Linked DNA regions of Homo sapiens: region 1 is linked to region 2. Evidence: chromatin loops called from intact Hi-C (ENCODE). Cell type or tissue: natural killer cell. All regions are shown on one strand. Each heading gives the region's core, and the rest is flanking DNA. Links, peaks and the distances in the headings are about the cores only. Region 1 overlaps DOK6 (docking protein 6). Region 2 overlaps CD226 (CD226 molecule).

Region 1 (2,927 bases), core at 272-2,771, 210 kb after region 2:
GGCTCAGCTTGGATGCCTTGGAAAAGTCACCTGACCTCCAAGTCTGTGGCTGCCCATCTCTAAAACTGCTTGCCTTTCACACCTTAGAGGGTTGCTATGAGGATCAAAATATGAACACATTTTGAACATCGTCAGGCACTGTGAAATAAAAGATACTATCAGTGTGATTATGAGCAATGGTTTCACAGGAGCACTACACTGCCTAGAGAGCTAAAACATGCTCCTTTGCAAATATTTTCCTGCTGTGCTTTAGAATATCATTGGCCTCTGCCACCTTCCCCAATGGTGTTGCATTTTCTATGTTTAGAGATGGTGTTTCCTGTTCTTAGACTGTGACCCACAATACCCCTGACAGGCCCAATCACACCCGAGCGTGTGTTCTATCAAACTAGCAATTGTCCCCATCAGAGAGTTTGCCTGTGAAAAACTGCTTCCCCTGGTAAAGTGGCAGCTTTCCATGGAGGAAATCTGCCTGTGCTTTCACCAACACAGACAACAATGGAGAAGGGAACAAAAAACACTTTGCTATTTCACTAGCTCATGTAAAGGTCATTTCTCAACCTGTTTCTTGTGCAGTGGAAGGTGTTGATTATATAGCTCCAGTAATGTTGCCTTCTTGAATTCATTCTTGTTCTCAGGGGCTGTGCTATCTTCCACCTAGACCAAGTTTCATTACATTTAGTGCAGCAGAGCATGCAGATGATGTAGTTAGCATTGCAGGCAAAATAACCCATTCCTATACCTATTGTCAGCTTTCGGCATATTTAATATAAATGCAATATAAAAATACTTATAGTTGATTAGGATTGGAATAAATAAAAAAGACTTAGTTTCTGATTTTGCATTTGGCTGACTTTATGGATTTTTCTCTGGGGCTCTTTTTAAAACATGAATTTTCCTTAGCACAAAGAGTAAGAAAACATAATTTCTTTTAGAGAATATTTCTAATTTCTTTAGTATTTTTGAGTTATTGCAGGGTTCATTTTAAACCAGTCTTACTAGTAGCTAAAGGAATGCTATCTATTCCCTCAGGATCCTGGGCTGTTATTTTTGATTTTGGTGCTGATTATTTGTTAATATTTTAAATTAACATAAATGTGACTGAATTTAACTTTAGAGATATGAAGTATTTTGCTGTTAATGCAAACACATGACAAAGAAAATCTAATTTACAATTTAAATTTCAGAGTTGAACAAAAGCATACTGGATTCAGTTTCCACAGATAGAGGTTTATATTCAGGGTTGCGTGAATAATGACTTACGTGACCTTGACTGACCTTGACTGTGCCCTGATATCTACTCTCTGTCCTTCCTTGTCTTGTCTATCTGGTGCTTTGCCCTGGGAAGCTGACTTCTACAAGCCTCTCTGAGACAGGCACCAAAGCGATGGGCATTTTGGGGAGAGGATATAGTAGCTGTCTCTAAAACTTGGTCATTAATGTCCTTCTAGTTCTAGATCAAAGGAAAAACATGTCCAGGCTGAAACAGTAGGCTTACACTTAATGAGGATGTCCCCCACACTAATGAGGAGTTGCTAGGCTGTTCGAAAGCACTCATTTGGAGATAAGAATAATAACTTACTGGGATAATACCCTCTCTTATAAATATGAACTAAAAGTTCAAAGGTGTAAATGCGAATAGTATTAGCATCCTTTTCCTCCCTGAAGAATGTATTAAGAATATCAAAGCTCTTCAAACAGTGATCAAAAGTGACACATAGACCCAAACATATGATTTCATTTTATAATATGGAATTAAGATTTCCATTGAAAAGAGGTTGGAAATAACACCACGTCTTTTTTGAGGGAGGTTTCGGTTTCCCACGAGTTATCATAATATTCCAAATCCATACAAACTCTGGAAGTGACACTTTGCAGTCTAAATTTTCTCTTATTAATTAAGGCTTTTCGTTAAAGACAGAGCAAACAGGTTTTATATGGTATATTCACAGTTTGCCTTACGGAGAATAAACTTTCAATGATCCTTTAGCTTCATTCTATTTAAAAAGACAGCACTGTTTAAATTATTTATTTTTTTAGGTTGTCTTTTGTAACTGGAAGAAAAATAATTCTTCAGTAAGTTTCTATAATTTTTATTCTCATTAATGTATGAAATATTATACTTTTAAGTAAATTCATAATAGTGCTTCTACTGCATTTTAAAAATTCCTTCCAAGGGAGACAGCTTATGAAAGAACTAATATAATTAGCATTTTCTGATGGATGACTAGTGTCAAGACACAGAGAGGAAAATGCTTATTGCAGTTAAAGAATGCACCTGAATGTGTACTGCAAACAATAGCACAATGTGATTGAAGAAAATAAATTAAACTTATAATTTTGTTTTTGACAACCAAAACATGATTGTTCCTATTTTTATAATTTATATTGTCATAAGCATATTTTTATGGAAATTTTGATGTTTATTTTTTGTTAAAGATCTATAGCCAGTTGCCTTGGAATCTCTGCTGAGTACTTCATCAAGCACCTGCTGTTTGAAGAGGGAATAAGCCAGAATAAAATTCTCGCTCTTCAGGTAAATAGTTAGCTTAGGCTATGCATGTCTTCAAATAATTAAGCATATATTTCTTGGGGCCTATTATGTGCCAGGAACACATATGTTAGTAGGAGAAAAGAACTTTCAGAGAAGGACATTAGGTATATATTCTATAACATTTTATCGCAGGGAGCTCCTGACAATAATACAAAAGGGAACCTTTCATCTAACATTTGTATATAATCATGGGTATGTGAGGATAGCTACTTCTTTTTTATGAACTGAAGAAGGCAAGACTTGGAATTTTTATGTAAGCTTTATGTTAGTGAACACAAACAACATTAATAATAAAAATGATAAAGTCAAGATTTAACCTACAAATATCCTTTTTGGGTGGGCTGTATATAAGGCATTTTAGTAGGAAAGTAAA
Region 2 (2,927 bases), core at 267-2,766:
AAACAAGGTTAAGAAGGCCACAGAGAAAGAGTCTTTCTTATTCTCCTGTTATAAGGGTCACCAATTCCTGCTAGCTTCCTTAGTCCTTGTGTAGACCTTTTTCAGTTTTGTCTATCATATGTATCTCTATCACTTTTAATTTTCTTAAGTCAGATGGAGAAATAAGAAAAAAAGTCATTCCAAGTCAACTGATTAGAGAATGAAGCCATAAGCTCTCTCTTCAGGCCCATTCTGGTGAGATTAGAAATAAGTCATAAAGGTTTTATATATCCATGTGTGTGTGTATGCATGCACACACACAAGACTAAAAAATGTTACATTTTAGCAGTTTTTCATTTAAAGAAAAAAATACTAAATGGTACCTATAAGGAATCCACAAGGGATGAAGCAGAAACATTTTAAAGGCTTAAAAATCTCACTCCGTAATGAAATAAAATAGTATATAAAGAAGGCAGACGATAAAAAACATTTTAAGACTCACAGAAAGCAAGGTTATGGTCACTGCACTTCTCAAGGGTGAAGTAAATGGGAAACTGAAAGTGGATGGTTACCAGAACGTGTGCCAAGGTTGTTTTTATCCACGTGCTTTCCCTGTGCTAAGCCCAGGAAGGAACAGGCACAAGAACACATGTCACTGTGGGAATCAACCCTCAGGCTTTCAGGCAAAGCTCTGTAATCAAAAATCAAAAAAAAAGAGAAAGTTTAAAAACTCTCTAAAGCCAGATAATACTAAATTTATATACACAATTGAATTCAATAATCGAATGGCTGATACAGTGGAATTCACGTACAGGCACGGGTACAGGCTTGGATTTTTGGGGATTGAGATTGTCCGTCTGTCTCGATGCCTGGGTTTCTCTCTACCTCCTTCACCTCCTTTATGCCCCGTGAGACACCCCAGTCTTTGACACTTCTGAGCTGTAGCAAAATCCAGAGGAAACTTTTACTTTGGGCTTGTTGTCAAATGCAGTCAGGCGAGCCAGAGCAGGGAGTGGAATTGGCTGCCATCTTTGTGTGCAGCCATTTTGTTTATTTATACTACCTATGTAAACTTGAAACTGTACCCTTCTTATTGTAGGTATTTATATTTTCAAGATGATTGTAGAGTAGGGGTATGCTTGGCTGAATTGATAGAGAATGGGCTACAGCTGAAGCTTCGGACACTGATTCTCCTGTGACCTCAGAACATTCTGTGAGTATAGCTGGAAACTACACAGTTCTTGGTTTTTCCTCCTTCAACTCTCAGTGATCAAGACAACTCACACCTTTACCACAACAGCTGTTTACCCAGCACTGAAGGCGGCTGCCAACCACAACATGAGGAATACATTTCCTCTTCAGAATGGGTGTTGGTGGTGTGTGGGTGCCAATGCAGCGTGGGGACTGTGGCCTCACACATGAGTAAGAGCTGGTGTCCTATAGCCTTCAATGCCTGTCAAATAACTGTGGAACATGTTCAGCCCACACACGTTGAGACTCCTCCTCAGACCATCTCGGCTTCTGTGATCTTTTAAAAAATTCCTCACTTCAAAGGTTGAGAGCTGCAGATAGTGGGCATTGTTCTCCAGCACTTGCTCTGGGAAACTTCCTTATAGGATTAGTGAGTAGGTGTGAGTGACCTTCAAAAAGGCCTTATAGGAATTTACCTCTTAACAGATCACATTATTAACTGAAAGTAACATTATAAATTGCATTTTGTAAAATAAAAAATGTGAGATTTGAGATATTCAAAAGCAAACAAAAAGAAAATAAGTAACTGAAGAAAGTCCAAAAGCTCTTAGCTGGTAAAGCTCTCAGTTTTTACTGATGCTTGGAGCTCCTCTGTGGCTTTATCTTTGAGTTAATGCTGTCCTGTGATGGTTTAGGTAGCGTCGATAAAAAGATCTGGTTTCTAAGTTATGGTTTTTGTTGCTGGTTTTTGTTTTTGTTTGGTTTTATAGGGAGAGGAGGTTGCAGGCAGAATGGCTTTTTCTTTCCGTGGAGAAAATGGTAGGAGACTATTTCTGAAGACATTTAAGATTTTGAAACTGTTAAGAATTTCAAGACCATCAAGTCAATCCTTCAGGGATCAGTGTGAAATTATTCCCTCAGGCAACATCTCTTCTACTTACTCCTGAGCAGTTTTAATTAAATAACTCAGTTGATGGGGCTTCTGGCACTTCCCTTGAGAGATTATTCACAATCCAATAACTCTTAATGTGAGAAAATTTTTCCTGACTTCAGCTATTTAACCAACTTACACTTTAAAAAAATCTTCTTTGTAATCTGCCTCGAGAGAAAGAGCCATGTTTCATAGAATACTGATATAAGAAGACTTCCAAGGATGGAGGTGTAAAACACAATATTCATACTTACTAGTGTTGTAAATAGCTATGTGCATCATATCTGCACACAGTGGTGACCGTGGCCAAACAGAATAAAATCTGGGCATTAATTCTGGGAGCATTTAGCTGCACCATTTAATGAGCAGAATCCTAAGAAACTTAACATTCTCATTTTAGCAGACAGGCTCTTAAGAACATACTTGTTCCAATTCTTGGCCAGCTACATAAAATTCTATATGCTACCAACACCGATATTTCCAGAATTGCTTAGTGAAGGGGTGTGCGTGCGTGTGTGTGTGTGTGTGTGTGTGTGTGTGTGTATCCTCTGTGTGGACAGGATCATTTCCTTCATGATATATAAAGAACCCGAGACTATAGCAAATTTTAAGTCATTTACCTAATTCATTTCACTAATAGGATACATTTATTTCTCTTTGCAAACTGGAAGCTCTAGTTGAATGTATACCTTTTTCATGTGAGAAACAGCCAAAGAATTCAGTTGTTGTATTGGTAATGTTAGTATATGTCTCCAAAAGAGATCCTTTGTAAAGTCCCATTAACTCCTGACATCAGATTTCTCAAAATACCTCTTTATTATCTTTT

What was found. Hi-C counts contacts between places; a loop is a spot of excess contacts. Peaks named below come from ENCODE experiments on the same cell type or tissue, not always from the same donor. Only the 100,000 strongest peaks of a DNase experiment are listed, where the experiment ranks them.
Region 1: a loop joins it to region 2, with 4 times the contacts of the local background. A loop is called at or near these places in 1 of 110 quality-filtered maps.

Annotation. Positions count from the first base shown.
Region 1 is chr18:69,720,929-69,723,855 of GRCh38, reverse strand. All of the region lies in intron 5 of DOK6 (docking protein 6), which reads right to left. Among named protein-coding and RNA genes, the nearest start is that of CD226, 230 kb to the left of the region's middle. In natural killer cell, for the core only: no CTCF peak of the experiment used is centred there; no DNase peak of the experiment used is centred there; H3K27ac peaks cover 447 bases.
Region 2 is chr18:69,933,997-69,936,923 of GRCh38, reverse strand. The region is part of intron 2 of CD226 (CD226 molecule); the gene reads left to right. Among named protein-coding and RNA genes, the nearest start is that of CD226, 12 kb to the left of the region's middle. RefSeq lists enhancers at 947-1,166, 553-1,752. In natural killer cell, for the core only: no CTCF peak of the experiment used is centred there; DNase peaks (open chromatin) are centred at 573, 1,343 and 1,873; H3K27ac peaks cover 2,500 bases.